Regions from separate parts of the Mus musculus genome. Here region 2 is linked to region 1. A link is a contact called in ENCODE POLR2A ChIA-PET data. All regions are on one chromosome and are shown on one strand. The core of a region is the stretch at or near the end of the contact, and the rest is flanking DNA. Distances in the headings are between cores, read along the strand shown.

Region 1 (3,540 bases), core at 62-2,561:
TTTTGCTTCTTCATACACAGGGATCTAGAATTACAGTTTGGGGCTGATCTACTGTTTAGAGCTTTGCAAAATAATGATCACAATATTTCTTTACTCCATTTTGTTTTGCCCTGTGTGTGTGTGTGTGTGTGTGTGTGTGTGAGAGAGAGAGAGAGAGAGAGAGAGAGAGAGAGAGAGACTCCGCTAAAATAGTATATGAATATCTTTTTTGTGAAGCAAATGTTCCAACAAAACTGTTTTTGAACCTGAGTCTCTTGGTAGTCCTGGTTCCTCTAGAGCTTGCTCCGCAGACCAGGCTAGCCTGGCCTCACAGAGATCTGCCTGCCTTTGCCTCCCAAGTGAAGATATTGAAGCTGTGCACTACCATGCCAGGCACAGAGCTGAATATACACAGAATGCTCCAGGAACCACATTGTCACTCAACCACGTCACCCTAGTCTCCTGGGAAACCTAACAGAGTGTAAAGTGTGTTAGAACCTATGTAGAAGTATGTGCCAGGTTCTTCTGCAAGGTGAATTAACATGGTGTTTCCTTAGAGCCGGTATCAGTCTAAAACTTGTAACATGCATCTCAGGTATGCAAACTGCCTCAGAATGGAAAAAGAGACTTTATGATGCGTAACAAGAATTTAAATTTCTTTATCGAGTGTAGTTACTCTCAGAGGAGAGTGAGTGGCCAGGAGGTTCCCTGAGCAGTGTTTTCAAGGCTGATTTAAATTGTGTGAAGGTGGGTGTGGGGTCCTAACACAGATGATCAGCCCCAGGAATACAGCTGATAGAATCATTGTTGTCTTCTGGAGGGGCCCCCGATTGCTTTTTTAAGTGTCAGTTTGAGTGTTTGGGGGACCAAGTCCCCCCCCCCCCCCCCCCCCGATTCAGCTTGTTGTTTGTAGTGTGTTTTAGGTTAAGGGAGCAGTATTAAGAATGGAAGTTTTAGCTGAGTGATTTTTATTATGAGAAAGCCTCTTGCACATTCTTTTCATACACATGGAACTGGGGGGGGGGAGTAGTCTCTTGTGTTTGGAAACATTTATTTTTGTCTCCAAAACACGGAGCTGTCCTCTGTAAGCAACATTGGGAGAGATACAGTTTAATGGCAAACTAATGTAATTTTAAAATGCAGTGACAGTTTTTCCTAAAGCCAATGTGTTAAAAAAAAAAAAAAGAAAAAGAAAGAAAGAAAGAAAGAAAAAGTTCCCAAGCTTTTGGAATGGAAACAAAGGACAGAAGACAAATGTAAGCCAGGCAGAACCGTTTCCAGTGCTCTAAAGTCACGTGACAGAAGCCGCCGATCCCGTTCCTTCACTTCTATCCACTTGTGACACAGGGACCCTATTTCGTAAGGCAAGGTGGCTGGAAGCCGTGAGTCTTATAAGTTGTTTTGTATGGTCAGGGCAGGACGGCAAAGAGCTAAATCAGTGAGTCAGAACCCAGTGGGTTGATTTCTTTCTCCTTCTCTGGCTACAAGGAGAGACGCGTGAAAGAAGATACTCCTCCCCCGTACTCTCCAAAGGAGAGTTAAAACTTTGAGCATTAATTCTAGAGGGAGCTGGTGACATCTTTGAGAGAAAGGCATACACGGAGTGAGCAGTCAGGGGTGATAAATGGGTAGTCAGCTGTTCACAGGCAGCCCCGTGGGCCCTGGGTTGCCATGGGAGCATGAATGGCATTCAGCATTCCTGATTGACTAACCTAGTTTAGTGACAAGGCTTGTGAGCTCTGAGCTCTGGCCTGGCAGAAGGCTCTTCAGGTGGACCTTACCACAGCACGCTGCACCATGTCTCCAGCCCAGCTTGGGCCTTTGTGTGGCTTGAGGCCTTCCTCATCTCTCCCCCCCTCCCCCCAGCCTCTTTGACTCCTTCCCTCATTAGTGGTAAGGAAGAAGAAGAGAGGACCCCCGCCCCCATGCCTACAGAGTTGGGTTTTCTCAGTACTTTAACTCCTCGGTGACACATTCCATCCCCCAAGGAGAAGCCTTTGAGTAAATGCACCCTGACAGGCCCAGCATGGGGCTGACTTAATCACCGTACTCTGAAGAGGTGAGGAATTGGAGCTGAATTTTTCAGCATTTTCACCACCTCTCTGAAAGTCAGCACACCCTGTGTGTTTTAGGTTTCCAGAGGTTCGTTCGGATTTTTTTTTTTTTTTAAATTTTTACCCGTTTTGTGTGGGGAGTTCTGTCAGTGAGAGTGTCGGCTGGCTTGTGTTTATTCTGCAATGCAGTGTTCTGTGCGTTGGAGCATAAGTGCTCTCTCTCTCAAGGGTCCTGGCAGCGCCTGACTTACACTTGTCTTCTGCCCTTGTTTCTGTCCCTAGCACCCAATAGCTTGGAAACTTTTCACATATTGGTTTTATGAAAAATGTCGACACGTTAAACTGTATCTGTCCAGATGTTGATTAAATAAACTCAGGGCAGCTCAAGGTTCTGAAGACTCAATTTTGTCTTTATTTGTTTCCCTCCACCCCCACCCTGCCCCAAAACATTCTATGTCCCCCTTTCTCAACCATGAGTCTGTGATCATCAATACCAAGGCAAAAGTAGCCTCCTTGCCCTTTACAGTCAGCAGGAGCAAGGGTCATGAACTTTGCCTGTATTCTGGAGGCAGGGGGGACTTGTAGATATCCTTGTAGATATCCTTGTGTTCTGTTGACTCTCCAGGATGCAGAGCATCCTGATGCCAGACTGTGGTTGCTGAGTGTTATCCCTGTCTGTGGATGTCTTTAGTGTATGAGACATGACTTGTGAGTGCAGAGGTTACTGTGGGATCAGTGACCCCCAAGTGTGTAAAATCTAACAAGGATCTAAAGAAGGATTGTATGCAGCTCAGTGTTTAGAAAACGGAAGAGCAAGCGCCTGTTGAGGCCCCTCTCAAGGAGCTTCCTGTAAGGGCTTTGTGGAATCAGCCGAACCAGTCATGCGTTCTGTGGTTCCGAGATTGTTCTGCTGGTAGGGATAATACCTGGGTTGCCGTGCACCTCCTCGAAACGAAGGAATTAAGAGTGATTAACAGCTAGCACACCTTAGTCATCACTGCCCTGTGTAACTCAGCCCAGCGACTGGGAGCGTAAGGCTGCATCACTAACCAAGCTTGGATTTCCAGGGCTTTGTGAGACAGTCAGTCAGTCATTGAGCCTCTTTTTTTTTTTTTTTTTTTTTTTTCCCAAATTGGAAAATGGGTCTTTAAAGAAATTCTACTTTGTCAGGTCTGATTGAAAACGAGAGAGAGAAAGAGAGAGAGAGAGAGAGAGAGAGAGAGAGAGAGAGAGAGAGATTGAGACCGTGCGAAAGAACCAGTGAGGCACTCAGGACAGTGCTGACTGAGGAACATGGTGGCCGGGACAGCTGGTCCTCTGTAAGGTCATTACCCTGTTTCCATGGGGCCCTCCTGGGCTCTGTAATCTGCCTTGACAAGGCCTTTGCCCTACTCTTAAACACCCAGGAGGGTGTGTTAATTCAGAGTGCCGTTGCCCCCCAGCAAGGCGTTTTGGATATCAGTGTGGTGTTACCCTGAGTGTTCAAGAGTGTGAAAATCTGTTGCTT
Region 2 (3,863 bases), core at 207-2,706, 58 kb after region 1:
TGGCATGGTCTTTGAGTTGTGGAAGCTTGCTCGGCTGAGCTGCCTCTCCAGGGCTCCTCTTGGCCTGCATCCGCTTCCCGTCCTGCGGGCTGTCACTCGGTCAGGGTATCTTGAGTCACTGAAGGCATCCTCTTTCTGCACACCCCACAGCGAGGCGCAGCATTTTTATGTTTTATGCAGATATGGTTTACTCCCTGGGTGCTGTATTTTATCCTGGAGGTTCCACAAAGCGGCGCGATAGTGTTCTGAGTCGTCTGAAGAACTGTGCACTCATGACCACGTGCTTTGTCCCTAGAACTAGCTAAGGCCTCTGGGGAGAGGTAGCGAAGTGAGCTGGTGGGGCAAGCTCGGCATGCTGAGTGGCCGTCACGATGTGTTTTCAAGGCAAACCTTCATGATGCGGCTTTCTATTAGGCATGATGCCAGTTTGGACAGTGTCGTCTTCCTTTATTCAAAGGGGTTGAGCTCTGGATTCCTGGATTTTTTTTTTCTTTTTCTCCTTTGTGATGAGGAAAGACTCCCGAGGGTACTACTACTACCTGCCCAGATCTTTTCACAGAGCACAAGGGCCATCTCTGCTTTGCTGACCAGGAGAGGATTTAGCACTCTTGAGTATAAGAAAGATATCTTACGAGGAAGATCATGTTGAAGCCCAGATAGTTTATCCACCTGGTTAAAGATATAGTGGCTCTAGCAAACCGAAAAGGGAGATTTCCCCCAGAACCTGGTTGCTGGAGACTTGAATATCTGTGACCCTATCTACTGTGCCCAGGTGCTTACTGAAGAAGGGGCTGTCTGAGCTGAGAGAGGACAGGTTTCCGTGTCAGGACTCTAGCTGGGGGACTAGGGGTGAGACAGTATATGTCTATGGAGCTCTGTTCTGGATCGTGCCACGTAGACCAGGCTGACCCCAAACTCACAGAGATCATCTGCCTCTGCCTCCTAGTTAAAGGCCTGCACCACCATGCTAGAAAGATTTTTTTTTAAAGCTTTTAGAATGAGATGGAATAGTGTGTGTGTCTGTCCGTCCATCCGCCTGCCTTTCTGTCTGAGACAAAACTTTATCGGAACTTGTGGTGGACATGCTTAGGGAAAAGTGTCCCTGCAGCTACTGCCTGAGCGGGACCCCTACTCGTGCTGGCCAGCAGCCAGTCTCCTGTCACCCCCATCTGAGCTGCCTTGGCTTATTTTATGTTGTCTCTGGCACTAATCCTCTGCTTTTCTGCCTCCCACTGGAGTGGAAGGAAATACAGTGTGCAGTGTGCTTCCTTGTTGGTTAGAGAGTCGTCAGCCTTCACGGGAAGGGGGACGTGGGGGGCGTCTAGGCTAGCTCCTCCGCATTCTGAGATCAGAGCCTGTCCTCTGGAAGCTGAGCCTCTAAGGCATGGCTCAAGGGAAGCATTCTGTTCAGAGCTTGGGGAAGTTTCCTCATCTCCACCGTGCACGTGAGTTCTGCAAAGTGTCTGGTCCAAGAGAAACTGAGGATAAGTGCCAACTGTGGTGCCTGTTAGCCAAGCAGACTGTGCCCTGGCCTCATGTGCTCTGTGCACTGCAGCAGGTACCTGTCAGGGTCTACCCGGCTCCTCTCAGCTCTCCTCGCCCCACCCCATCCCAATCTTCTCCAGTTTGTGGGCTTCCCTACCCCAGCTTCTGATTCCGATAGAACCTGCCATTTGGGCCATGTGCTCCAATAGATCTTGGTCCCCTCTCCTTTTTTCTCCCCCCCCCCCCCCCCCGCCCCCGTCCCCGTCCCCTCCATGGCTGATTCAGTCTGCTGACCATGTTAAGTTCGCTACTTCCTCTCCCTACTCTGGACCCTTCCTGATGCCTCTGGCTGTACTCTCCCTCATATGTCTACAACAGGAAGCTTCCCTTCAACCACACCTTGGAGTGGCCATGTCCTCATTCTAGACACAAAGCTCTAGCAAACAGCCAAGAGATCCAGCTTGGTAGTCAGCCTTTCCGTGGTGAAGATGGGACCCATTGGTTTAAATCCTGGCTGTATTAAAGTCCTGGCAAGCCTGATCACTTTACAGTCACCTAGGGACAGCGGGAGGAGGACTCTGGCATTTTTTAAATTCCTAGGCAGTCCTAATTCCGTGGGGCTGGAAGCAGTGAAGCGCAGCCTTCCCAGGTCCCTGCTCAGGCCGAGCTGGTGCTTGGGTAGAGGAGCTGTGGAGGTGTGCTGTGAGTGTGGTTAGCATCGGTTAGGCATTCATTGCTTCAGGTGTGGCATTAGTTAGCTGCTTGACTGAGACGCTTCCAGAGAGCTATGGATCCAAAGCTAGTTGTTGTATATTTACCCCTCAGCAGAGTCATGTGTTCTCTGATGCGGTAGGCCTTGCGTATGTTACCCGTTTTGTGCGTCAATGCCATGACGGCCATTCAGGCCTCCCTGGCTCCTCCGGTGGGGTCACCTGGTTTGCAAACCTGGGAACCTGGCTCTAGGCCAGAGGTTTACCAACTTTTTTTTGTTTGTTTGTTTGTTTGCTTTGTTTTTAAGATTTATTTATATGAGTATACTGTAGCTGTTTCCAGACACACCAGAAGACTGTATCAGATCCCTTTACAGGTGGTTATGAGTCACTACGTGGTTAATGGGAATTGAACTCAGGACCTTTGGAAGAGTAGCCAGTGCTCTTAACCATCTCTCTAGCCCCTGACTTGTTTTTTAACATGGGAATATTTCTCCCCAATGCCTTCATCTTCAGCGTGAAAGCTAGAAAACGCCTTTTCAAGATGTATTTAGAGACATTTAAGAGTTTTCCAAAACGTTCACGTGAGTGCAGTTTATTCAAAGCCCCCCACCCCCACCCCCAGCTTCTCACTGTCCTACTATGAAGTTTAACAAAAGTTCTCAAAGGATTCAAGTCTTTGAAGGCATTTTAGCCTTAAATACTCAAGAGAATATCAGAGATTACACAGTAGGGTGGGGATGGAGTTCAGTGTCTGAGCACCTCTCTAGCATTATTAAGGCTCTGGATGCAATCCTCAGCCATGCAAAACCAAAAGCCAGCCAGCAAGAGAGAGCCGATGGTGCAGACAGCTGTGATGAAGAGGGGACTGGGTTAGGAACAGTTGATGAGGCACAGTGGAGAAACTGAGGTAAATACACAAGCCGAGCAGTGCTTCTTTAAACTGCTGTGTACAAGTGCCAGCATCCACTCCCTTTTCTTAAGATTATGACTCTTTAGGGACACAGTCGGAGACTTCAGCTCTGTGTGTGCGCGCTTTTGTAAATGATCCATTCCAGCCATTTGACTGAAGATTGCCCCCTTCAAATAAGTGGCTATCTTTTGATATTATTGTGTTGGTGTCACCAGTGTAGCCCAGGCTAGCCTGAGAGCCAAGATCCTTCTGTCTCAGCTTCCCAAGTGCTGGGATTATAGTCATGTGCACAGATAAGTAGACAGTCTTCCTTATTTCAATAAATAACGGGATGAAGAGTTCACTGAAGTCTTCCTCTCTAACAGAATTGGTTTATTAATCAAGAAACCGTCATGTTTGGTGGGGGAATCAGTGTATTTATATACTCCTTCATTTATGTAGACAGAGGAAGGGAAGTCATTGTATGACAGGAAGAGGCGTGTTTTTTTATTATTATTATTATTAGATTATTTTACTTATTTACATTCCAAAAGTTGCCCCCCTTCCCTGAGTTCTTCATATCTCTCCTCGCTCCCCACAAAGGTGTGTTTCTTATGCTTGTCATGGTTAGTTCTGCCTTTGACCCATCCAGTTAACTAACGCCTTCTAGGTTTCTTTTCAGCTTGGTTGTTTATTGACTGGGGAGCATGGCAGGTGTGTGTGGTAGTGGAGGCTGCCTTAAGTCCGCCAGTTCCTGTGTGTCTGCCTCAACTGCC

The links. ChIA-PET counts read pairs that join two places held with the same protein, here RNA polymerase II (POLR2A).
Region 2: POLR2A ChIA-PET joins it to region 1 with 23 read pairs in Patski. The contact joins two enhancer-like sites. POLR2A ChIA-PET finds 5 or more read pairs at or near these places in 3 of 5 experiments (Patski and embryonic stem cell).

The regions. Positions count from the first base shown.
Region 1 is chr5:103,777,085-103,780,624 of GRCm38, forward strand. All of the region lies in intron 1 of Aff1 (AF4/FMR2 family, member 1), which reads left to right. Among named protein-coding and RNA genes, the nearest start is that of Aff1, 25 kb to the left of the region's middle. Within about 2 kb of position 1,312, at least 1 of the 3 ENCODE cell types and tissues checked has a DNase peak (open chromatin) inside an H3K27ac peak, as active enhancers do.
Region 2 is chr5:103,834,480-103,838,342 of GRCm38, forward strand. The region is part of intron 11 of Aff1 (AF4/FMR2 family, member 1); the gene reads left to right. Among named protein-coding and RNA genes, the nearest start is that of Gm42139, 49 kb to the right of the region's middle. Within about 2 kb of position 1,457, at least 1 of the 3 ENCODE cell types and tissues checked has a DNase peak (open chromatin) inside an H3K27ac peak, as active enhancers do.